2 separate regions of the Mus musculus genome follow, and region 1 is linked to region 2. Evidence: chromatin loops called from intact Hi-C (ENCODE). Cell type or tissue: gastrocnemius. All regions are shown on one strand. Links, peaks and the distances in the headings refer to the core of each region. The heading gives the core; the rest is flanking DNA. Region 1 has its middle 23 kb from the start of Gm30465. Region 2 overlaps Cacna1e (calcium channel, voltage-dependent, R type, alpha 1E subunit).

Region 1 (12,305 bases), core at 2,405-10,404, 140 kb before region 2:
GGACAGAGGAGAAACAGAGAGAGATTAGCTATAGGTGCTCCATATGTATTATGTATTATGTATGTATGTATGTATGTATGTATGTATGTATGTATGTATGTATGCATCTATCTATCTATCTATCTATCTATCTATCTATCTATCTATCTATCTATCTATCTATCTATCTATCTACCTATTGCTGGTCTCTTTCTCTAGTCTATGGTGATCTCAAATTCATGATCTTTGCACCTCCTGGGTGCCTAGATTAAAAATACATACCTCTGTGCCCAGTTCCCATTTCTCTCAGACTAATTTGGTGACCTGTATTGGTCACACCCAGGGGGGCATGGAAATGAGATATCTCTGAGGCTGTTACCCCAGTTTTCCATGTTTCCAGCCTTTGTAGGGATAGACAGTGTGCAGGATGAAAACCCAACCCACAAGTCTCTGCCTTCCATCCATGCCACCAGGGGCGTCCCCCATGTACTGTCCTCTCCAGAAATGATGCTAGCAGAACGCTTTGACATTCTCTGGGGCCAGGAGGCAGTTATTCTTACATTGCCTAGTCTCAGGACCTGTCACACTCTCCATTCTTACATCTTATAGAGGATCCTGAAGAGCTTTCTCTCTCAGCCCTCATTACAGTAAAAAAAATAAAATATTTATATTTTAAACATATAAATTTAAAAATATTTCTCAGCTCATTTGAAATAATGACCCAGTACTGGTTAATGTAAGTAAAATAATTATCTCTCAAAGATTTTAATGGATGACATTTAAACATTTTCGTCAGTCTCTGGTATTTTGGCTAACAGAAAGCAGCTTGATTCATATATGTACATCTGCTTCAATGCCTCTTTATCATAGTTCACAGAATCTCTGGAAAACTCCAGTATATACTCATCAAAGAGTAAGAATCAAAAGTTGAAAATATCCTCCCATAAAACCAATTTTAGGCACTCCCTCAAGACAGGCCATAACTACATTTTGACTACTATTGAAACGGCATACAGCACCAAGCTTTCAAATGCTTAACCGAAGACGTTGAAAGAGACAGGTTAGAGAGGGAGGGAGAGACTACAGGTAGGCAGCGCACCCAAAGACTTCAAGAAAGCAGGTCTGTGCAACAGGAAAAATACTGGTGCAGGTCAAGGGTGGAGCTGTTGCAGTTACACGAGATAGCCATTGGATGGCACTGGCGTTCCACTCACATGCACCCTGAGTCCCTACATCAGGACTGGCCCCTGTCTCCTGGAAGCCCACACTCCCAAGTTGGAGGACCTATGCAGCAATATTTCTTTTTCTTTTCATATTTTTGAGGAAAGTCGTGATTAAAGGGTGTCACAGAGGGCAACTTAAGTTCGTTTATGCTCACGCTAAGTTGGCACAAATGGGCATGTGCATGCTGGGGTAGGTGCGTTCAGATCATTAAGAGTGAGAATCTGAGAACATCTTCTAGTTTCAGGACAAAGTGATTCAGTATGTGTAGCTACAGGCTCCTCGACCTCGAAGACATTCTTGGCCACGGTTCCCAGGTCTGGTGGATGCTGGTTCAGAGCTCAAAGGTCATAAGTGGTCTATACACTCCAACAAGAACAGAGATGGAGGGTTCCGGAGAGAGTGTTAGAAAAGGGCCCAGCAGTTCCAAGGAAAAAGAGGCCTCTCTAGGAAGGTGTTTTTAGCTCTGCAAGAAGTCATTCAAAGCAAGTCCCTGATGGGAGTGTGGAGGTCACGTGGCCTGACCCATAATGAAGTGTTCACATGAAGAACTTGTCATGACTTCAGTTCTGCTTGCTCTTCCAAGTTGATTTGCTATGAATGTAGCTCTGCCTAGGACCAACCCTCAGAGGGAACGGAACGCCAGGATTCTACAAGTCTAGAGGAAGCCAGTGGCCACCCATTGCTCACTTTGCAGGGCTAGAGCCAGGACTCTGAGGAGTGTTGGGAAGGGAGTAGGCTGGTGAGGTGGACGGGCACATAATAAGGAACTGTGGGCAGTTTGAAGAATCGGGGCTTTCCTTGGGTATAGTAGAGAAACTGAAGTGCTATAAGCAGGTATCCTTATACTTGCCACGTTATAAAGAATAATTTTAAGACAATACAGAGACGGATCACAGAGTGGTTGCTGACCAAATGACAATCATCTCAAAGCAATTTATGGTTCTGGTTATTGATATGGAGTCATTTAATCCTGTGGTCCTTTTTATAAGCTAGGAGAGGTTATGACCCTTCTCTTTAGATGATACTGAAGTACAGAATAATTAAAAACTTCTCCACCTTCACACAGCCTTGTAACATGAAAGTTTGTCTCCATCAGACCATTTGAACACAGTCTCCATCAGTTATTTTGCTACATTGTATTTCTTGACCAGTAAAGGAAGAAACAGCTCTAAATTGCTATATACTACTTTAACACACATTGACTGCGGCCAGTGGGAACCCAGTGAGTGGGTGTTAAACCCTGATGGAATTGGGGGACAAGGGTGATTGCAGTGAGAAGTTAAAGCTGACAGCTGAGTCTGTGTTGTGGAAGCACATGGAGGTGGGGGAGAAGAGGGTGGAGAGGATCTCACACAAAAAGCAGGGAAGGCTGACATTGAAGTCCAGAAGAGACCAACCCAGAATCTAAGGGAAGCTAAGCAGATGGCCAGTGATAGTGGATCAGTTAGAGGAATAAACTCTAGTTTCTATTGATTTCAGATTGTTAGGTTCAACCCATTTATTTTCCCCATGGCAAGATCACTTAGGAGGCCACCCTTCCATTCCCAACTATTAGCCAAATTTCTCAGGTTCTGACTTGTGGGAGCTTGATTAAAATGCCACCATCCTATTCATAGTTCAAAACACTACCTTGGGCCAGAAATCAGCTAAGATTGAACCCTTGAGCTATGCATCACTCTATCTTGTTCACAAAAAGAGCAGAGAGAAAATAACTGAAGCAAGAGATCCTGGGGCACAGCTCTCTCTTGCTCTTCCATTGCCATACTTCAGAAGGAAGACAGTTGTTTTGCTGCGACTGCCTCATGAACCATGGAGCCTTGTTGATTTCTTGTGGTTAGTATTTTTCTCCACTGTGATCACAGAAAGTACATTTTAGAATTTAGCTTGACCAATGAGCCACTATTCTGCACCACCGGACTCAGTCTTTTTCTGACAACCAGCCCATCTTAAGGGGCCCGGCCAGTCTTCCATCTTCCATGGCTCACTCAGAGGTATCTCCCTGCATCCTAGACATGATCCCTGCAGAGCCCTCAAATCTGGAGGCTGCTCACCTCTCCAGATCTTGCCACACTCCCAGGCTCCAGGAAGGCTTCCTCCACCCACCACTCAGCACCAAGCTTTGGGTAATTATATACAATGCTTCCTCTGTCCTGGAGGTAGCTGCTGCTTTTCTCCATCCACAGAATTGCATCTTTACGTTTTAGTTTGTTATTCATGTTTTTAAAAGCCAAATGGTTCCAAACCTTGTTACAAAAAATAAAATATCTGCAACCTTTCCCAGGGACAGCCCACTTTTGCTATTCTTTGGACATTCATTTTCATTCTGCAGAATAACTTCCACATGAATCTCTTTGTTCTCCACTCTTGGAGACTCTCTATTAAGTTCTCACTATGAAAGAGGAAGATTTCTCTCTCTCTTTAGCACCTCCTTCCCCTGCCTCCACAATTTTCCTTTCCCCAACCTCCCAGAAGACTTATATCATCGTTTTTTAGTGAGATCTGTGTTCAGTGTTTACATAATTATGACTGTATTCACAGCATGCCCCTGTAGTAAAAGCACCATTACATTTCCTTTCTTGTACAACTTTTAATTTTCCCTGGAGTTAATAATTGTCCCAATTCTTCATTTGTGTACGTTCCTGTTCACTCAGCATCAATTTTTACCTACACATTTTCCACGTATGTAAATTTCTTCTCAATGTATTATGCACCACACATTAATTCCATCATTTTAACCTTGGAATGATCTAGATGCCTTCTCTCTTTCTTCTTCAGTCTGTGCTGTTTGCACTACAGACCTGCCAAGCACCTGTCTGTCTCAGTTTTCATCACCATCCCAGAATCTTCTTTTCCCCTTGCTTGCGCTGGATCGTTTCTTCTTGGATCCCATATTGTCTCATCTTATTATTCTTCCCTCTGTTTGCGAGACCACACCCTAGAGAAACATATAAAGGACATTAAATATTGAAAATTTCAGAGCCTGAAAATGGACTTATTCTCCCTTGATATTTGATTGACAGTTTGCCCACATATAGACTCCTGAATTGGCGTTATTTTTCTTCATAATTTTAAAATCAGTGTCTCACTTCTAATTTCTGGTGTCATTGCCAATGGACCAGTGGTCAGTGAAGAGAAGACACTGAGGCCCGCCATGGGCATTGTTGCCTCTTGATCCTCTGTGTGTGACTTTGCTGAAAGCAGGAAGGGGCTTCTTTCTCATGGAGTGTGAAGTTTTTACAGTGATATCCCTTGAAGTGAGGTTTTGCTCGTCACTGGTGCTGTCCACCTCATGCTCCTCGGCAATCCACGTGGTCCTTCCCTGGAGACCTGGGAAAGTGGGACTCATTCTGACTTTGTTCTTCTTCCTTTGGGAATTTCTTAGTATTTGAAGCTGTTTTTCTAATTTAATATTATTCATTTCTTGTATTCTTTGTCTTTGTATGTTTTTGTTCTGTGAGGAATTTTTTCAAGGTTATCTGCCAAGTATATGTTCATGCTTTCAAAGTTTTCACTTCAGAGAGAGCTTTAATATTTGATTTTTGAATGTTCCCTCATTTTAAAAGAGAACACTATGTTTGTTTCAACAATAAAACTCTTGAAAAAATATTGATTCTCTCTCTCCCCCATCTGTACACACACACACACACACACACACACACACAAACACACACACACACACACAGAGAGAGAGAGAGAGAGAGAGAGAGAGAGAGAGAGAGAGAGAGAGAGAGAGAGAATGTCTTTGTCTTGAAAGTCTTCTAAATACCTTTTTAAAAAATTTTCTTTTCTTAAAACGATGTTGTGGGCTAAGGAGGTTTTGGTATGAGAGAGCCTTTTCTCAAACATCTGGAAGTTCTGGTCTGTCCTTTCGAGATGAAAAGCAGGCACCGAGAAGCTCCTTGCTGGCGAATGGGAGCTGTCAACTATAAATAGCTTCATTGTTAGGAGACCTGGCTAGGCTGCTTCACTGTGGACCATGTCCTGTTGTGATAGCAGGGATGGCCTAGGTAGTAAGGCTCTGGCTGCAGATGCAGAAGGCTCTTAAATCCTGCCTGAGAGTCCCAGGAGTCCTGTTGTTAGGAAAGCATCTCTGGCTTTCCTGTTCCCTGTCTCCATCCCAGCAACCCTCTAGTCCACTCCATGGAGTCCTTTGCTATGGCGCAAGAGCAAAGCCTTGGACATGTAGAGAGTAAGAAGATGCCACTGGATGCTTCCTGCCTCTTAAACCAGTTGTCAGCCATTTCTCCTATGTCCATCTTTATTTTCCACCCTTGTTGTTGGACGTCTCTTGTGCTTTCCTGGGCTCTACTGTTCAGTTGCTTCTGCTGCCAGCTAAAAGCTCAGCCTTCGGAGCTTTGCAGAGTCTGTTAGCAAGAGTCCATCTGCTTTGCTTGTTTGTTTGATATTATTTCCTTTCCTTTGTTTGTGTCCCCCAAGATGTATTCCTTTTGAAAAAGATCCCTGTGTTGTTTCTGGTAAGGTTTCTAGAGACAGAGAAGATCTGTCTGCTCAGGCCACCAGTCTTCAGGAAGCATATAACTAGCCATGTGGCAGAATCTCCTATTGGGACCTTTGCCAGAGGCTTCTACATCTACAGGCTCGGCACCTTCCTTCTTGATAGTGTGTCTGTGTCTGAACCTTGTACAGAGCACTCTGCTTGCATATATAACATGATTACATAAGGCGTTTGGATCTTCTCACTGGATTATAAACTGCTTGAGTAAAGAAGTCCTGTTAGCTATTTTTACATCCTTAAGATCTAGCACACAACCAGGCGCCTGCATGCCCAAGGAAGGCATGTTGAAGTGAGCAGAAACTGTATGCCGTTTTCTGTGAGTGAACTCAACTATATAAAGAGAAGTCTAGTTATTTGATGGCAGGAAGCCCCCAAATTAAGTGTTTTCCCAGATCCTTTTTCCTCGCTCATGGAATGATGAGTAGTGGGATTTTAGACTAAAGTTTGCCTAAGAAACTGCCCTTTTAATCTAGGACATGCAGAGGAAAGGGTTACTCACCCCAGGAACTATGGTGATCATGAATCAAAGAAATGAAGGGCTGATTTTTGTCAGTGAGTTATTCAGGTGTCCTGGTTGCAGAGAGAGAGGTGTTTATGATCACTATCTCTTGTATAACAGGTGTTGTATCACAGTGTGATTTGGAATGAGTGTTCTATACTCTTCTGTTCCCTCATGGCCTCAGAGCATACTTAGCCTAGCATGTCCTAGTAAAGAGCATATCTTCACAGGCAAGGCTGCTCAGAGCTAGGTGTAGATGAAGAGCCTCGGAAGTTTGTGGGACCAATCATCACATCAAGAGGATCTTGGGCTCAAGTCTCCCTACTGGGACTCCAGCTAAAAGTAACAGTTTGGGATGCCAACTGGGTTGACCATGAACACTGTTTCTTCCCCTAAAGTCAAGTCATCAAACAGGATAACTCTTTCTGGTAACTAAGAAGCCACCGGCAGCTATTTCAACAGCTGGACCTTGATCTTTCAGTTGAAGAATCTAGACTTTGCAAAACTGGCTTGGGTTAGCAGACTGAACATCTGGGAGGTCCACAGAGTTATGGAAGTCTTTGGAAGTCACGGGAGCCCCGTCTAGGCAGGATGGACAGGCAGTGGAAGAATAGGAAGCAGCAGCAGGGAGATGAGAAGCCAGATCGCACCTGCAGGCTCACAATGGGCATCTGCTCTTCGGACTGAGCTGAAGAGGCAATGATGTGCAACTTAAATGAACAAGTCCTACCAAAACACCTAAGTCTTCGCACGATTTTTCTCTGCTGAATGATCTGGGCTTCAGAAGTATTCTTTCTTAAGATCCCATGTTCCCATTTGCATCTAGTGCTTCATGCTGCGGTGTGTCACTTCACTTCAGATGGCAGCTTACCACTCACGGTGGTGACAGTGTTTAGCCAGAACTGGAGAAGAAGCATTGGAGAGAACAAGTGAAGGAAATCAAGACGCTCTAGACACGTCTGGGGAAACACCCCTGTCAGGAATCTGTCGGCCTAGTTGGGTCATTGCCATGACATCACATGCAGTTATAAAATACAGGCAGCTCTGTGAGCCAGGATGATTGACCAGGTGGACATGCACACACACACACACACACACACACACACACACACACACACACACACACACACACACACGCCTGGAAGAAACTAGACTTCCACAGCCAGAACAGCCTCACCAAGGAGAGCAACTGCAATTCTGGAATGGACATGCATGATTCAGCCTCTCCAGTCTCCTTTTATTTATTTTCCTTTTCTTTATAATCAGTTTCAACAACAAATGAAATTTAGACATAGATCTGAATGTCACTGAATTGCAAATACAGCGTTGCCCTCAGAAAACCCAGATACTCTTGAAGGAAAGGCCAAATGAGGATACAGATCTTCCAGTGGCGGATCAGACCACCCAAGCTGTGGCCTCCATTGGGTGACTCTTCCCTGTTGAGATCATGGGTGAGAACAGGGGCATGCATGTAAACAAAAAAAGCCCGTTGATAGATGTGATCCTGGGCAGGTGAATTAACGTCTTTAAACCTTAGTTTCCATACTTGATAAGGCAGGAAAAAATACCATTATTTCATAGGCTCCCTCTGAATGTTATCCAGGACACAGGCACAGGGAACCTCACACAGAGCTTGCAACTGCTTGTCCAGAGAATGCCAGGAAAAAAATGAGGATTTCTTCAGTTCCTTCTTGTGGCTTCCTATTGTGTGATCAGGAAGTGTAGGACATCCCTCAGCCACTCTGAAGACACTTTTCTGGATGTGGTGAAAGAAGTCTCTCAAAGAAAGTGAGGGAATACAAAGTCTTTCATATCTTCCAAGGAGGGAGAGCCAAGAAAGCATTCATGAGCACCACTACCAATGCTCAGCACCGCTCCCCAAGAAGCCGTGCAGTGGATACCCAATGCAGACTGCAGAGGTTTCGAGGCCTTTTTTGCTTCCAATCCACTTGACTTTGGATAAGTCCGACTCTTTGAGGTGCTGGAAAGTCTCCATCTGCTGAAATTGTACCATCAACTCTTTCCTAGAAAGTTATTAGAATTAAAGAAGGTCAGATAATCTGGAAATGCCTGGCACCCTGCACATAGAAGGCATTCATGATGAATGGCAGTTTCTTCCCCTCCCATGGCTCTTCCTTTATGGCCTGCTCATGAATCTCTAATGCATAATTCACAATCCAGATGCCAGTTCAGACAAAAACATCGAGAGATGGCAGAATCACCATTAAATAACATCTTAATAGCCCAGAAAAACCGAGGCTAGAGAAATATGAGATCAAGTTCAATAAGGCTCGATGTGAAACTGGCATTCTGTTTCCAGATTCACTGAGTGCTCAAGTGCAGGATGGATTTGTGAGTGTGGGAGCATCTGAGCATAGCTCCCAGCTCAGGCTTCAATGACAGAAGTATCAAATCTCATTTCCTGGAGTTCATGGGTCTGCTGTGGTCACCACAGGGCAGACGGTCCCTAGAGCATTCTGGGAGCCATGGCTTTTAGAAAGAAGCCCTGATGCGCCACAGCCTCTCCAGGGATGCAGTCAGTGTGGTGACTGTTGTGAGGACTGATTGAAAGCATCGGAGAGTGCTATTAGCTTAGGAAATAGAAGACGACGGCAAGCCATACCATCTATTTCTTTATTTAAAAGATTATTTCATGAAAGAGGGACCAGATGGGTGGCGTGTCCTAAGGGAAACCGATGTGAAGTTGGAAGCTTCAAGAAGAAATATTTAGCTCTAAAAATCCTTTCATTTCTATGCTAATACAGACATCTCACAAGCATTGTTTAAATCAAGTATGTATCTGAAGTTTGACATGGTGGTCAGTAGACAGTGATGTGCCGCTAAACATTTAACAATTATCTCTTTGGAGGAAAGAAAAGAGAAAGCGGTGATTTATAGTATTTGCCACTCTCTATGATATAAATCCTTCTGCTTATGGATGTTTACAAGCGATCAATTTAAACTCTGACTTGAGGAGAGACATCATCAATTGGCACACTTCTGCCTACTGGAGGTTTAGACTCAAAGTCACAGGCATTAGTGCAAGAGAGCTGCGATTAAGTAGGATGAACTATTTTGATCAAGGTGTGACCTAGGTTCTTGGACCCGAGAGAGAAGAAAGTTTTGACTGAGCATTGCTAGTAGATATTGGCTAAGAGAAAGGTGAGGGGTGACATTCCAGACGGAAGAGGAAGCAAGTGCAAACATGTAACTATGAGAGGAGATGGTGAGCCTGGGCTAATGCACGGTGTTGCTTTGGATGGGGCCTGAAGAATGGAGCTGATTAGGGAATGCCAATACTGAAGGTGTATCCGTCAAAACATGTTAGTAAATTTTATCTTATTTCAATGGCACCCAGAGATTAGATTAAAGGTTTGCAAAGAGGATGGTGTCGTAAGTTTGATTTTAGGAAATTCAGTCCAAGGGAGAGATGGGAAAATGGGGTACGTTAGGTCAAGACTGGAAGCGAGATAGTGATTAGGAATCACTTGGTAGTGGAGTGCCCCTGGGAAATCAGAAGAAAGATACACATTGAAGTGATATCAGAAATATTAGAGCCAATAATACAAGATGAGGGGAGAGCAGGGCATGGTGCTTAACTAACAGTACACAATGAGGAAGGATGCTGAGTGAGGAAGGCTGTGCAGGCTAGTGTATGTAACATCCATCTTGTTAGAAAAGGTGGAGATAGAGCTTTTTTTTTTTTTAAGGACAGATAGTTGGAGAACCTCTGAAGGGCAATACTTAAGCTAAGACAGAAAATAATACTGAAAAACCAAAAAAAAATTGAGGTACAGAAGGTTGTAGAAGGGCTGGTGAGATGACTCAATGGATGCAAGCTTTGCCATGCAAACCCAGTGACCAGAATTCAATCCTCAGAACTCAGAAAAAGCCACAGATGATTATGACTAGTATCTATAATCCTCACACTTTTATGGCAAGATGGGAGGCAGGGCAGAAGAGTCCCATAAAGCCTGGTGCACAAAGAAGAAAGAAATGAGATCATTGCCTCAATAAGGTAGAAGGAGACTAACTCCCCCAAAGTGTCCTCTGACCTCCATACCCATGCTCTGTATGGTAGTATGCTTATGCGCACAGTGCATGTGTTCACACACTCAGCTACACACACACACACACTCAGCTACACACACACACACACACACACACACACACACACACACACACACACACACACACATACACACACATATATATACACATACCCAAATAATATTAAACGAAAGAAATGATAAGTGGAAATTCTTACAGATGTCATATAGAAATAGCAGATACTGAAGATATCACATTTGGGTTTTGGCGTGAAGTGTAGCTGTGATAGGAGGTGAGGTCTGAGTGGAGCTAGATAATAAGCCGATTAAAAGAACACAGAGTCAGGGGGCTGGAGAAATGGCTCAGTGGTTAAGAGCACACAGTGCTCTTGCAATAGACCTCAGCTCAATTCCTAGCACTTATATCAGGTGGCTCAATTGTGCTCATAATCCAAGGGAATTTGATGCTTTTCACCTCTTCTGGCATGGACACTCATGTGCACAGACCTAAATACATACATGTAATTAATAAAAAGTTTAAATATAAGAAAAACATGAAAAAGAACATAAAACAGATCTGGGCACAGGCTGGAGATTTGATGCTATCAGAGAGTGGACTATCCTAATGTGGATGGAGACTACAGGCTGAGACTGGAACTCATGAGCAAGGTAAAGAAAGAAGCCCTGGGAGGGACAGGAAGAAGACCAGCAGATAATGTCACTAGCCCAGAAGTCAGTGCAAGGAGGACAGTGGCAACAAGGTCAAGAACTACTTTGGAGCCTAATGAGATAAATGAGCTGATAGCGCTTAGAACTGAAGGCCATGTTTTACCATTATGACTGCAGGTTTATAATGAGAGGGGGTATGGGAACAGAATAGATGGATGCCTCCATGGAGAACTGACAGTAGATGTGGTTGAAATGAAATGGCTTATTCAAAAAATTGAAGGGAAGAAAAGTCTAGAGCAGTGAAAGAGGGGATCTGGATTGAAGGAACATCCTTAAGACACAGAGCCCCAGCATGTGTCTGTGATGAGGGAAAGAGGTGGCAACAATGAGAGGAAAGACAGGGTTAAGCCATTGCTGAAGGAGGACTCAGAGGGCAGGAAGAAGTATGGACGTTCCTGCAGATACTGTCCTAGGGAGATTGCGATCACAACCCAACTCACTGGGGACCTGTAGTTTACAGTGAAGTGTAGAATTTAAAGCTATTTGCAAAGAGTAGGGTGGGCAGATTTCTCAGCAGAGCTGAAGATAGTATTAAAGGCCTGAAAACGTGTTCTTGGAAGGAGACTAGAGAAGCTTCTAGAACAATGTTTTCAAGCTGGTCACCACTGTCCCGTCCTAGAGGCTATTAATCTTCTCAAATACGTGTTACCCAGTGTGGTGTTCCAGATTCTCAAAAGGTAGAAATCAGGTAGGATGATGTTGGGTCCTTGCACCCCAGAGTTTCGCAGAAGGCTGATGTCATTAGTGCTATCATGGGTGGCCAACAATACAGATAGAAGAAAAGCTTTTCATCATGCAAATGTCATTTAGGCCAATTTTCTTTTGAGCAGAGTCTGGGCTGGCTTGAAGATAACCTGCACTGGAACTATTTCTCATACGTAATGACACTACCATGTGTGAGCTCTGATGTCCAGAGAGTTCCAGGACTTGCATCTTCATGAGTCTAATGTCTACAAAAATTTAAAAGCCTCTTTCCCATCAACCTAACATCTGCTTTGTCAGCATCCCAGTTGATTCCCCAGCCTCATCAGAATTCTTCAAAATGGAACACTGTTGGCTGTTGGTCGCAGTAATGTCTCTAAGGACAAGTTCCAAGGAGAGCTTTCTCAAACCTGTGTATAGCCAGTTTCCTATCTGAGTTGTTCTAACTGGGGCTAGCTCATTGCTGGGAATGCTTCTCGATCAACATACGATCTAGAAGAGAGGGTAGTTTCCTTCCCTGCCACCCTCCTTGCTGCCTCCTCTTCTTCACACGTGCAAAGCTGCACAGCCAAGGGTAGGCCTGCTGCAGCTGCTTTCCTGCAAGAGA
Region 2 (12,305 bases), core at 1,771-9,770:
ATTGTCTCGCCAGCTTCCATCCTCATCCTGCTTTATGAAAATAGAGTCCCCAGAGAGCACAATGAGTGCCACAGAGCTAAAGAGCATGCTCCCTGTGCGAAGCTGTCCATGGGTCTGTTCTCCACTACGTACCCAGTATGTGTCAAACTCAGCGACTCTGTTTCTGGAGGTGCTAGGATATGAGGTCAGAAAGTGCTAGTCTAGAGCTAGACCCTCACGCCTAGCACAGTGCAAAGCAGGCCTTCACTAGATCTTGCTGTATGACTACTCTTGAAAACTTATCTAGTATTTAGAAAAGACAGTGATATATTGGAAACAGAAAAAGGTTGCAAATCACAGCAGCCATGAGAGCATCATATACAAGTGACAATAGAGACAGAAAATTCTATAAAGGGAATTTCTAGTAGCTAAAAAAACTTTGTAGAAGTCACTAGGTTTTTGAACTGAAGCACGATGGGGCAGGTCATACTTACCAGATCACATAAGCGCAGAAGACAGTGCCTTACGCAGAGGGTGCAGCATGAATGTTAACAGAGATATGTAGGAACAGGGACATTCTAGGGGTCCTTAAGTAGAGTAAAACATCCAGGGCCAAGTACCAAATGACCAAAGCATCGTGTTACCATGCTCTGGTCTGAACCAAAACCAGCCAACTAGCCAGACATTCTTGTATGTTTCATGGGCTGTTCTGTGTCTGTCTGAGCTATTCAGCTCTGGTATTCCACCACCCCAAACAGCCACACACATTAGAAATATCAATGAGCATGGCTGAGTTCCAAGGAAGCTTTGTTTATGGATGCTGGAATTTGAATTTCATATAATTTCCACATGCCATGAGAATATTATTCATCTCTTGTTTGTCTCTCCCTCCTTTAAGACTGTAAAATTCATAGTTCATGGACCATATAAAACCAGGTAGCAAATCAGATTAGCCCATGGGCTAGAGGGTCTGCTCATCTGTAGTACATACTACTCTGTAGGCAAGCCAAGAGCTATTTGTCTTTGGAGATAACCTTGGTAATGGTATAGAAGGTAGGTATAGAACCAGGGTGAGAATGGTGTGCTCCTGGGCCTACTCATTCACAATGACAGTACCAAAGACAAGAATAGACCAGTAAACAGTTCTGTTGTGCTTCTGGCATGCCACTGATTACTCCTAGTACAGGCCCTGGCCTGGCCTAGTACTATAGTTCAATAAGGCATCATACTGTGACCTAAGCTTTACCCAGTCATTGAATCCTATTTTTCTCTAGCTCAATATGAGTGGGGATTCAACAAAAGCCAATGAAGAGGCATTGGGCAAAAGACATGGCCATCTCTATTACTCTTGGACATGAGAAGATGTAAGGTCTGGAGTTGCTACTCCAGCTGCCTGACATCAGATAGGGGTATTTGAAGAAGGAGCTCACATAAAGGGAAAGATTTATGAATAGAGAAGGATGAAAAGGGGAATTAAAATTTATCTTGGTGCTTGCCTTGCCCTAGGATACCCCAATGACAGGTGCTTATAAAATCCCATTTTGTTTATGCTATATCTAGCTAGGCTTTCTTACACTTAAAATTCAAGATTCCCACCTGATAGAAAAATTTGTTTTAAGTGGTTGGGTTCATGGGCTTGTCAAATATGCAGGCAGAGAATATAGGCTACAGAGAAAGTCTACAAGAAAGTCTACATAATTCCTATAGTCTTTGCAACATGGAGAAGGTTGGATATATCCTAACAGCCATGGTCCCTTTTTACCACTGCCTGTTTTACAAATGGATGACTGAAGGTTGACTTGTCTTTTCTGCACGTTAGGGTGAAGGACATTCATCAGTTGGTACAGAAATGATCCAGTGTCAGGCCATCATAACAAGCACGATGGCTTCCTTCAGACTTCACTAACATGGCAAAGAAAACCTGGTCCCTCCTGTTTCAGGTGCTGTTTGAGAACTGCTGTTTCATATAGCTGAACCCAACACAGCCCTCTGTCATTGAGATTTTATTCAGCCACTGCCTGGATTATGAGTGTTGTCTGTTTATATGCATACTCCTTTCGGGGCACTAATCATTAATGTTAATAGCTAATGTTAATAAAAACTATTAGCATTGCTAATGCTTCATATTCTTGCATCCTTTAGCAGTGTGCTGCACACATTAACATCTACTATTGGTTTTCATGCTCCTTTCAGCCCTTCAGGAGGAAGTTTTAATTCCCATCAGCTCTTTGAGAAAATAGATGCTTCTGATTTACAACTGCATTCTTAGCTTTTAGCACATGGTCTGGCACATCCAAGGGCCTCAGAAATCTCTGTTGGATGGTTGATTTGAAATAAGCAGTGTGTGACTGGCCCGAGGTCACAAAGTTAGTCTTATTGTAGGACTGAGACATGAAGGCAAGTCATCTCACACTGAATATAGCCTCATTAAAAATAACATTAATGTGAATTATGTAGCACTCTCCGTCTCACAATTCTAAAAGTGACCGTACAGCCTCTAATTAATTTTTCACTTTTGTCTCTGGTTTCTTTTAAATATTTATCATCAAACATTTAAACTATATAAGGTAAAATGGAGAGGTCTATGTGTCCCTTTCTGTTTTGATTTATTCTTATTGATAAGTGTTAATTCTTCTGTATATTGGTTTCTTACTGGAGCTCACAAAGAGACTATGTCTTGCTGACAGTTCTACTCTGGTGCCTAGCTTAGTGCCAGTCATTAGTAGCCACTTGATAAAAATGGGCTGAAGATGTGAATGGATTAACTTCCTTTCAGTTATTTTTATTATACATTGTGCTTTCAGATTTATAAACAGTCCTGTGTTCTTTTTCATTGAAAAAAAAAGTTTCACGCCCATAGAAAAGAAATATATCAAAATGTATGCATTATTTCACTGTGCTTAATACTACTGCTGTCAAGCATGAGGTATACCATGTATATGTGTGTGCAGATACTCATGCACATGAGTATGCCATAAGTACACATGTGTTTGTGTGAGTGCTTGAATGGTATGTATCCACACACAGAGACCACGTCAGGATACTGAGGGCCTTGCACTATCACATTTTGCTTTATTCCCTTGAGACAGGTTTTCTCACTGAACTTGGAGCTGAATTGGTGGTGAGCAAGCCCCAGAAATCCTGTCTCCATGCCCCCACCAATTTCCCCAACCCTCCCACAGCAGTGGAGTTATAGGTAAGTGGGAAGCTACACACAGCTTTCTTTTTTGCACAGCAAATACCATTTTCCACTGAGCTACCTTCCCAGCTCTTTCCTGACATGTCTATACCATTTAAAAGACACTATATAAGAGCAAGCGCCTTAGCCTAGACTAAATGACAACAAAGCCAAAACCAAAAGGGGGAGGGGACTCCCAGAGTCCCTTTACACCCTACATTAACCTATGTACCAGGCAGAATGGCCTATCTTCAGGGCCCATGCTATCACCAGAAAGCTGAATTGTCACATGTCTCTGTCCCCTCAGAGAAATGGCCTGGCCATGAAACAGTTAAGTTACTTTTCAGTGAATGGTCCTACTTTTGAGCAGCAGCAGCAGCAGCAGCGATATTTTAGTGTTATATAGTTTTGTACAGCCAGTGGCATTTGCAGTGAAGTTGAGCTCAGGGACATTATGGGAGCCAGAAGGACTACAGTGACCTTTTCATTGATCTGGTGACACCTTATGTATTTATTCCATCCATCACTGCTAATCTGATGTGTGGGGAAGACATTTCTAGATGTTCTCTCCAAAAGAAGGAACTCAGAGGGCATTTCAGATCTCTTACCACTTCCCTAAGTGGGAATGTTCTACATATACTCCTCAATATTCACTAACACCCAAAGTAATCGCGTTTTCACACCAGAATGCTTGCCAGCTGCCGTCCAATTCCATGGCACCATAGTCAGGAGAGAATCACACCAATTACACTGCATGCGATCATTATTTGCCTCTGATGAACCCTATAAGCTTATATTTTCAAGGTACCTTTTCATAAACAGTTAAAAAAAACACAGAATCTCCCAAACAGATGCAAGTCCTAGCTATTAAATAAACTACACGGGGCACAAAGAAGACAGGGGTTACTCCAGTAGCTCCAGAGACAACACGAAGTTTGGTGCTCTCTTCCTATGTTCAAATCCTTATCCAGTCTCACAAGGACTCTCTTCTTGAAGGCACAAAGATCTCAACCAATAAGAGTCACCCTCCCTGCAAGGATTCCGAGGAGCACTTTGGTTCCCAAAGGCAATGATCTAATTCTTCTATAGCTTGGAGTGTGAGTGTGTATGTGAGGGATCAGGAACAAGGGAGCTAAGAGGCAGGGGAGAATGTGTGCACACACTATAGGAGCCTTCACTTTACCAGGCATGCCTCAAAGAAAGGAAAATTCTTACTCACCAGGAAGGAGCAGAAGAAGATGAAGGAGACAAAATAAACGTAGGCCAGGTCAGTGCCACAGCGCTCACTCTCATTCTGCCCTGAGGGTGCAGTGGTGTCAGGCTCACAACCCTTCTCACCGAGACAGGACAGCATAATCTCCTGCCAAGCCTCCCCCGTGGCACTCCTGAACACAGAAATCCATCTTGGTTAGAAGTCTTTATGTCCCATCCTACCTTGGGCTGCTATCCTATTCACACATAGGACTTTTTCTTAACCCAGTGAGGCCCTTTTAATACCTTCCACATGGAGAAGAATGCCCATGAGACCCTTTCCTTGTTCTTCCTCCTCGCCCACCATGTCTCCATCTGTTAAGGGTCTAATCTGATAGTGGTGGAACCCCAAGACTCCACCTAAACACAGCTACTCAAGGTTTCAGGTCTTAAATTGTTCCCATAAGAAGCTGTGTCCATCCCAGAGGACAAGTTGAAATACACAGATTAACTACTGAGTCAAAGATAGTGGTGAAACTTTCTAAATCACGGGAAAGTTTGATTAAGGCAAACTTCCACTGCATATCCTAACAAGAACAGCAGTGCAGAATCAAGAGATCAAGAGCCTAGTCAGGATTCTCCATCCAGGGGCTTCTCCCCACCTTGGCAGCTGAAGACCACGAGGTCTCCAGCTTGAGTCTTTGTTCATCCAGGTACCTGAAAAGCAGCATGAGGGATCCAAAGAAACTCCGGAAGTTGTTGTGCCGGTTGATGTGACTCTCCTCATCTAACTTTATGTTTCCAAACACCTTGGGGGAGATGAGAGAAATCAATGAGCAGAATTGAGTTGCATCACATGTCCAGCTCATGGTCAGTAGACACACAGGCAGGGTAGATAAAGTACAGGTAATGACTTCTTCTTCTTCTTTTTCTAAATTAGGTATTTATTTCAATTGCATTTCCAATGCTATCCCAAAAGTCCCCCACACGCTCCCCCACCCACTCTGCTACCCACCCACTCCCACTTCTTGGCCCTGGCGTTCCCCTGTACTGAGGCTTATAAAGTTTGCACGACCAATGGGCCTCTCTTTCCACTGATGGCCGACTAGGCCATCTTCTGATTCATATGCAGCTAGAGACACGAGCTCTAGGGGGCGTATTGGTTAGTTCATATTATTGTTCCACCTATAGGATTGCAGATCCCTTCAGCTCCTTGAGTACTTTCCCTAGCTCCTCCATTGGGGGCCCTGTGATCCATCCAATAGCTGACTGTGAGCATCCACTTCTGTGTTTGCCAGGCCCCGGCATAGTCTCACAAGAGACAGCCATATCTGGGTCCTTTTAGCAAAATCTTGCTAGTGTATGCAATGGTGTCAGAGTTTGGAAGCTGACTTCTTGATGCTGGTCTCTGAAACAGATAACCCGGAGTGAGAGAGCTGACTTACACCATGTTCTAGGCCTGATATGGAAACTCATTACCTCCCCCACTGCTATGTACAGCAATGGGACTAATGCTAGCAATGTTCAAGCAGTCCATAGATTGTAAATCTTTTAAATCATTCTGCATATACATAGCCTCCCCTACACTTAAATTGGAGATGCATTTTAGTCCCATGGTACCTATGCAATCTACCAAAGGCATTGCTTAACAAGAGGACACACAGTCACCCCTCTTTTCTCATATCTAATAATTATGAAGGGAGTATCTGTAGTTGACAAGGATGTCATTTATGGTTTTGGTAGAAGCTATCAATATTCAAGCTGATCAGATCTGAGAGACACAGCTGTATGTTCCTTAGATATATTTTCATTTAGAGATTGCAGTCTCCAGAATCTGTTATCTGAATGCATAGCCAATGGAAATAAACACACATGCATCACCAGACAGACATAAATCTCACTGAAATAGGTCACTTAGGTGTAAGCTAAAAGCAAAGTCTGGGTAGTAGGATGAATGAAGGATATTTGGGCACACGAAAAGAAGAGCTGGAGACAAAGCCCTAACTTATATACATGGGGTTCTAGTTTTAATCCATTGTACCAGAGAGGAACATAAAAAGAGGAAGGAGTAGAGAGAAAGAAAGGAAAAGAAAACAGGTAGTCCTGGCTACAGTGGGGGATGGGGCACATGCACATACACACAAACACACAGGGGGGGGAGGGAAATAGAGAAATAGAGAGAAACAGATACAGACGGAGAGACAGAGAGTGCATTGTTAATGTACACACACAGAGAGAAGGGGGGAGGGAAATAGAGAGAGAAATAGAGAGAAAAATAGAGAGAAACAGAGACAGACAGAGAGACAGAGAGTGCTTTGTTAATGTACTCCTGGACTCTGATCACTGATATTCTTAGGAAAGGGGCAGCACTCAGCAATATGTATGCACGCACAGAGATAAACACTGACAACAATTCCAAGATGCTCCAATGAGAATGGTGTGCCCTCCTCCTCTACCTGTGCTTCAGAGGTCAGAACCAATCCTTCCAAGGCAGCATTGGTACAACTGACAACTTAAAGGGCCACCCTTCTATCCATCTGAGACGATTCCCAGCCTACATTTAGCGTGCTTCAGTTTATTCGATGTGTGCTAAATGGAGCACGTTTTCCCCTAACATTTTTGAGAGTGTGCAATTGAGGAACAATCTCTGCCCCCAGCTATTTTGCTCAAGTAACTCCCACTGACACCTGCTTTGGGAATTTGTTCTCAGTGCTGTTTTTTTTTCAAAACCCAAATACTACTTGTCTTCGGGGAGAACGGAGGTGGCAAAGCAGGCAGCAGAGGGAAGAATAGAAGGAACAGATAAGAAAGAGATGGCTCCTCAAGAGACACATGACTTTTTAAAACCCCACCGAAGCAACCAAACCTCTTTTATCCTGGATACTTCATGAGGTGACTGTTGTATATCCATAACAACTTTAAATTTCCTTCACTCTCTTCTTACTCCCTTAGCTAGAGGTCTGTAAGTTGTACCCAGTCTATTACATCTGTACACTTCACAGGGCCTTTTCTCCCTGGGACTCTCATGGTAGCATCATTAATTGCCCCGGCTATGACTTTTATAAAATACTCTGTGAAGTTGTTGGAGAGTGCACTGCAATTTTGTGCACATGATGTTAGTGTAATTGTCAAGGAAGGCATTGGTACTTTGAATATTTTCTAAGATAATTTTTAAGTCTCAAATGGGTATTTATCATGGAAGTGGTAGGACTTAAAATCTCTTTACATTTTTGTTTATAACATCCTCTTAGCCTGTGACCGCCCACATACCAAAGGCTATGAAAAAGGAAGAAGGGTCACTTCTGAAAGTTGCAGGAAAGCCCAGGCCTCCACCTACTCTCACTTGGAATTAAATGCAGGACTGGAGGGCTCTGCTTGTGTTTAACCCATTCCTCTACTATAGTAAAGGACCTAAGGCCAGAGAAACTCAGTAGCTTAACCTAGTTCACAGGCTGGAGAGCTACAAGAGCTAAGGCCAATGGCATCTCTTCTAACAATGAGTGCATATAAACCCCTTCCTGTAAGGGACAAGTTGTTTATTTGTTCTGCAAAGATGTTGTCTTCTGAAAGGACTTTAAAGGTGCAGTATAACAGTTTGTCTTATAGATCCATCTGGCTGCCTTTTATATACATAAAAGCTTACTCCTCCTATCCATTGTACCTTCTATTTGTGTGGGGCTCTTACATCTTCAGCCCTCTGTTTCTGATGATTGCCTTTGTAGCCTAACCTTGGCTGTCCTGGAACTCACTCTGTAGACCAGGCTGGGCTTGAGCTTAGAGATCCACTTGCCTCTGTCTCCAGAGTGCCGGGATTAAAGGCCTAGGCTACCACACCTGGACCTAAGCTGTTCTTTAATTCCTTTTCACTTTTCTTTAATTCCTTCTTATAATTTTGAAGTTTAGCTGGCAGGGGTTGGAGGTGGGTATTGCCCTGAGGTCACCACTCTCTGTACTCTATTTAATAATCTATTTTTCTTTATCTCCTTGAACACAGGGCTTAGCTCCCTTCCACTTCCTGGTGCCCCTTTTCTCCTCAAATTGTACATTTTATATTTTTCCTTGTTCAGCATCCCCCTTTTCACTATGGATCTCCACAAGAGTGAATACTAAGAACCATAGGACAGAGTCAATAGTAGGCTGTTTTGAGATTTCCTCTGCCAATGAAATTAATCCAAAAACTCTTCATTTTAGTACCAGGCAAACTTTTTTGGACTAGAGCACAAAGCAGTCACATTCTTTGCCAAAATATCACACACACACAAAAAGTCTCTTGGCCAGATACTAACATTTTTCTCTTTTGAAACCCATTAACTCAGGTTCCCATGGTTCAAATCATCCTCAATACCACGGTCTTCCACGTTCTACTAGGATGGCCCTTTAAGCCCCACTTAAAGCATTCAAATGCTTTTCAAATACAAAGGCCACATTTCTCCAAATAAAAGCATGGTCAGGCCTATCACAGCAATACCCCATTCCAACTTTTTTTCCTAATTTGGGTTTCTGTTGCTGTGAGGAGACATCACAACTTTGGCAACTCTTATAAAGGAAAATATTTAACTTGGGCTAACTTACAGTTCAGAGGTTTAGTCCATTATGGACTCCATATCGAGGCAGATGTGGTACTAGAGAAGGAGCTGAGAGTTCTACATCTGGATTGCAGTCAGCAGGAAGGGAACTGCCTTGAACTTTTGACACCTCAATGCCTATAGACCATCTCTACAGTAACACACTTCATCCAACAAGACAACACCTTCTAATAGTATCACTCTCTATGGACCTATGGGCCCATTTTCATTCAAACCATCATAAGTTTTCTGTTTTGTGATGACTGCATTGGATATGGTGTTTTTAGTGACACACTCTGGAGTGTGCATAATTTGTACATGTTTCTGGCTCTCTGTGACAGACTAGGCTGGGAATAGCCAGCGAAAGCCACAGTGGCCAAAGCATTTGTGTCTTTGTGGAAAAGCAGTCTCCATCTCCTACTGACAAGTCAAAAACGTCCTTGCATTTGCTCCTCTTATGGGATGAAAGAAGGTGCAGTGCTAAGAACTGGGCTGTAAAGAGGCACAGCTAGGTTTCAATATCAGCTTTTTAACTTGTTATGTGAGAATATGAATAAGGTTAAAGGCTACTTAACCATGTTAAATGTCAGTGGAAACAATGAAGCTCAATTACTCCTGATTATACTAATATGCCTTGCCTCTTCTCTTTGTATGTCTGTATGTATGTGTATGTTTGCATATAGGCATACAATAAGCACCATACCTGGCATACCAAGTAACTGGAGTAGACAGCATTATTAGCATCAATATGAGTCTTATCAGTAGGCTTGAAGATAGTCTCATTCCACCTTATTTTGCTTAAAGATGAAAGAGTTAAGCTATTTTATCATACAGAAACTTAGACATACTAAATTTAATTTAACCAGTTTTCAATTTTTGGTTTGATACTATGTAAATTCTAAGGTAAAGTTTGGAGGGAGTTAATAGGTTCTTAAAGTTATTAAGAGAGTGTTAAGTTCTGTGGCAATTGTTTCTAATGCTACTGACACCATTTTACATATGGATTGTAAGATCTTCAGAGAAGGAAAACCACAGCCTTTCCATAGGCCTTATGTATTCTGATGCTGGACATTTAGCTGTGGTTTTGGAGAATACCTTCAGGCCATAGAGTTAGAGGAAAACGGTGAATAAGAGGTCTTTTGGAAAGAATCTAGGCAAGACAGTTGATCAGAAGGCTTGGAAACTGAGGCAGTGGCTCCAGGTGGCCTGGTGGCCAGGTGGCCAATACCATTGAGGAGGCACCCAGACTTCCTGACTCAGGGGGACTGTTAGATAAAGTTCTTAGGGGGTTTAGTTATGCAGCTCCTTAAGCCAGAAAGGATGCCTTCTTTAGACAATCAAAAGGCCCGTGGACCCCATCAAATAGATTAGGGGATGCATGCTCATTGTTTATGGAAGCAGGCCATCTACCCCCGGTGATTCTTGTTCTTACAAAGAACATTTCTTCTTGAGGTGCAGTGAACCTCTAGCTAGCCACACAAATATCTAGGACAGAACTTGATCTGATATCAAGTTCTAAAAATTTTGAGGATATGAGTAGGCCAGGGAATTATCCAGCAAGTTCCACGACCCTGTACAATAGGAATTGGTTGGAATATGGCTCTGGGGCTCCCTAGGATGGGCAGTAACAAGTCTTAGAGAACTTAGACAGTTAAAACTTAATATAGATGCATTTGGTATCATCGCTTATAGGGGGAACAGCTATCTAACCTTCTTTTTGGTCAAGTCCAAATAACAGAGATCGTCAGAAACAATCCTTACTTTAGTTGCAATGCGAGTCCCTCTCTCTCTGAAAACAGTGATGTCATTTTGCTTTAGTTCTATCATAGAAGCCTAGCTACTTCTAAGTCATCAGCATAATTGGAAGACCTCAGATGAATCCCCCAGAGCAGACCACCCTGAATACCTAGGGAGCCACTTGGCCCATGTGAAAGTCCCAAGATCATAATGCAACAAGATGGTGGAGAAGTTTCTTAGTCAAGTGACACTGTACACACATAAATCCTCAACTCTGCCAGAGACAATGTGGGCAGCTGCTGCCCCATCAGACCACTCACCTGCATCCCAATGATGGCGTAGATGAAGAAAAGCATGGCAATGAGAAGGCAGACGTAGGGAAGAGCCTGCAAGGGAAGCAAGAGATAATAATTAATCAAGGAGACCACTGCTCCTGCAGACATTGACAAGATAGAAGCTCTTGCCCTGAGGCTATTTGAAGCAGGACTGACACTGATCCTTAGAGCTGTTCTGTTTGGAGTAGTCTTTCCTTTTTTAAAATACTCCCAAGTCTTCTGATGGATATGTGACCCCTATCTCCAAAGAGGGCTAGCAAAACTTTCTGAGTTTGAGAGACATTTCACTTGACATGTAGAAGATTAATAATCTTAGCAACTGTGACCCAAATTAAAGAAGAAGAATAAGTTTTGGCTTCAAGGTCTCTGCATTGCTCCCTCTCATCCCCACATCTAATGTATAACTCATAGTGGGGGATCTGGAGGCAAAGCTAAATGACTAGAGGCTCCTTGTTATCCATTCCTAGAAGTATCTTTTATCTTCTGATGAAACACCATTTTCCAGTGCTTAATCCTTTCAATATTTTATTGTATTTCACATAAATTCCCCCAATGCCTGCTAAGTGTCAGCCATTATGAAACTGTAATGAATCCATGAGACAAAAATTTAAAAATCTATATTTTGTACGCTTACTGCCACTTTGTGATGATAACATTTTTATTTATGAAAATAGAAGGCAAGGACTTGCTCTTGACATTCTGGGGCAGGGGTAGATACAAGACAGTTGAGGTTTGGAGCAGGATGGACCAATATGGTTGTGTAGTGATCCTTGTACTGACATGAAGTTCTCTCTTCTTCACCATTCAGTAAGCTCCCAGGCAGCCAGTGCCATTGTGAGTCTCAATCTTGTCATGACTCATGACCATGAGTCCCAGGAGACCAGTCAAAGGCTTTCAGATGGCTGGAGCAGGGCAGAGCTTATCAACAAAGTTAGGAAAATGAAGAGCCTCAAGAGGGACTATTTATAACTTGAATAGAGTATAGGCTTAAATTTTTTCTGAACTTACTTTTAATGACGGATTTTAAATGGTTTAACCTCCCTTCTAGCCTACCACTCACCAGAGGCAGTGGGAAAGAAAGGATATTAGGATATGGGGGGAAGTGGACCTGTTTAGAAATTGTTTTTTGGAGCAAATCCCACCTGCATTGCCAGGAAATTAGCAGTTTAGTTTCCAGGATTTAGCAGTTGGCAGCTCCATCCACTAGCAAACACTTCACAAATATCCCCGCAGTCTAGTTTGGTATTGCCAGGATAGTAAACATGAGTCAGCAGTGGTGCTGTGACCTAGCAGAGACAGCTAGGCCTCAGCCAAATAAGC

Evidence for each region. A loop is a pair of places that touch in the nucleus more often than their neighbours do. Peaks named below come from ENCODE experiments on the same cell type or tissue, not always from the same donor. Only the 100,000 strongest peaks of a DNase experiment are listed, where the experiment ranks them.
Region 1: it touches region 2 in a loop (5-fold over the local background); 3 of 42 quality-filtered maps call a loop at or near these places.

The regions. Positions count from the first base shown.
Region 1 is chr1:154,280,448-154,292,752 of GRCm38, forward strand. No RefSeq gene overlaps it. Among named protein-coding and RNA genes, the nearest start is that of Gm30465, 23 kb to the left of the region's middle. In gastrocnemius, for the core only: no CTCF peak of the experiment used is centred there; a DNase peak (open chromatin) is centred at 5,767.
Region 2 is chr1:154,421,461-154,433,765 of GRCm38, forward strand. It overlaps Cacna1e (calcium channel, voltage-dependent, R type, alpha 1E subunit), which reads right to left. Exons shown (of 47, transcript NM_009782.3): 35 at 10,971-11,036; 36 at 5,066-5,157; 37 at 4,377-4,542. Among named protein-coding and RNA genes, the nearest start is that of Gm30465, 160 kb to the left of the region's middle. In gastrocnemius, for the core only: no CTCF peak of the experiment used is centred there; no DNase peak of the experiment used is centred there.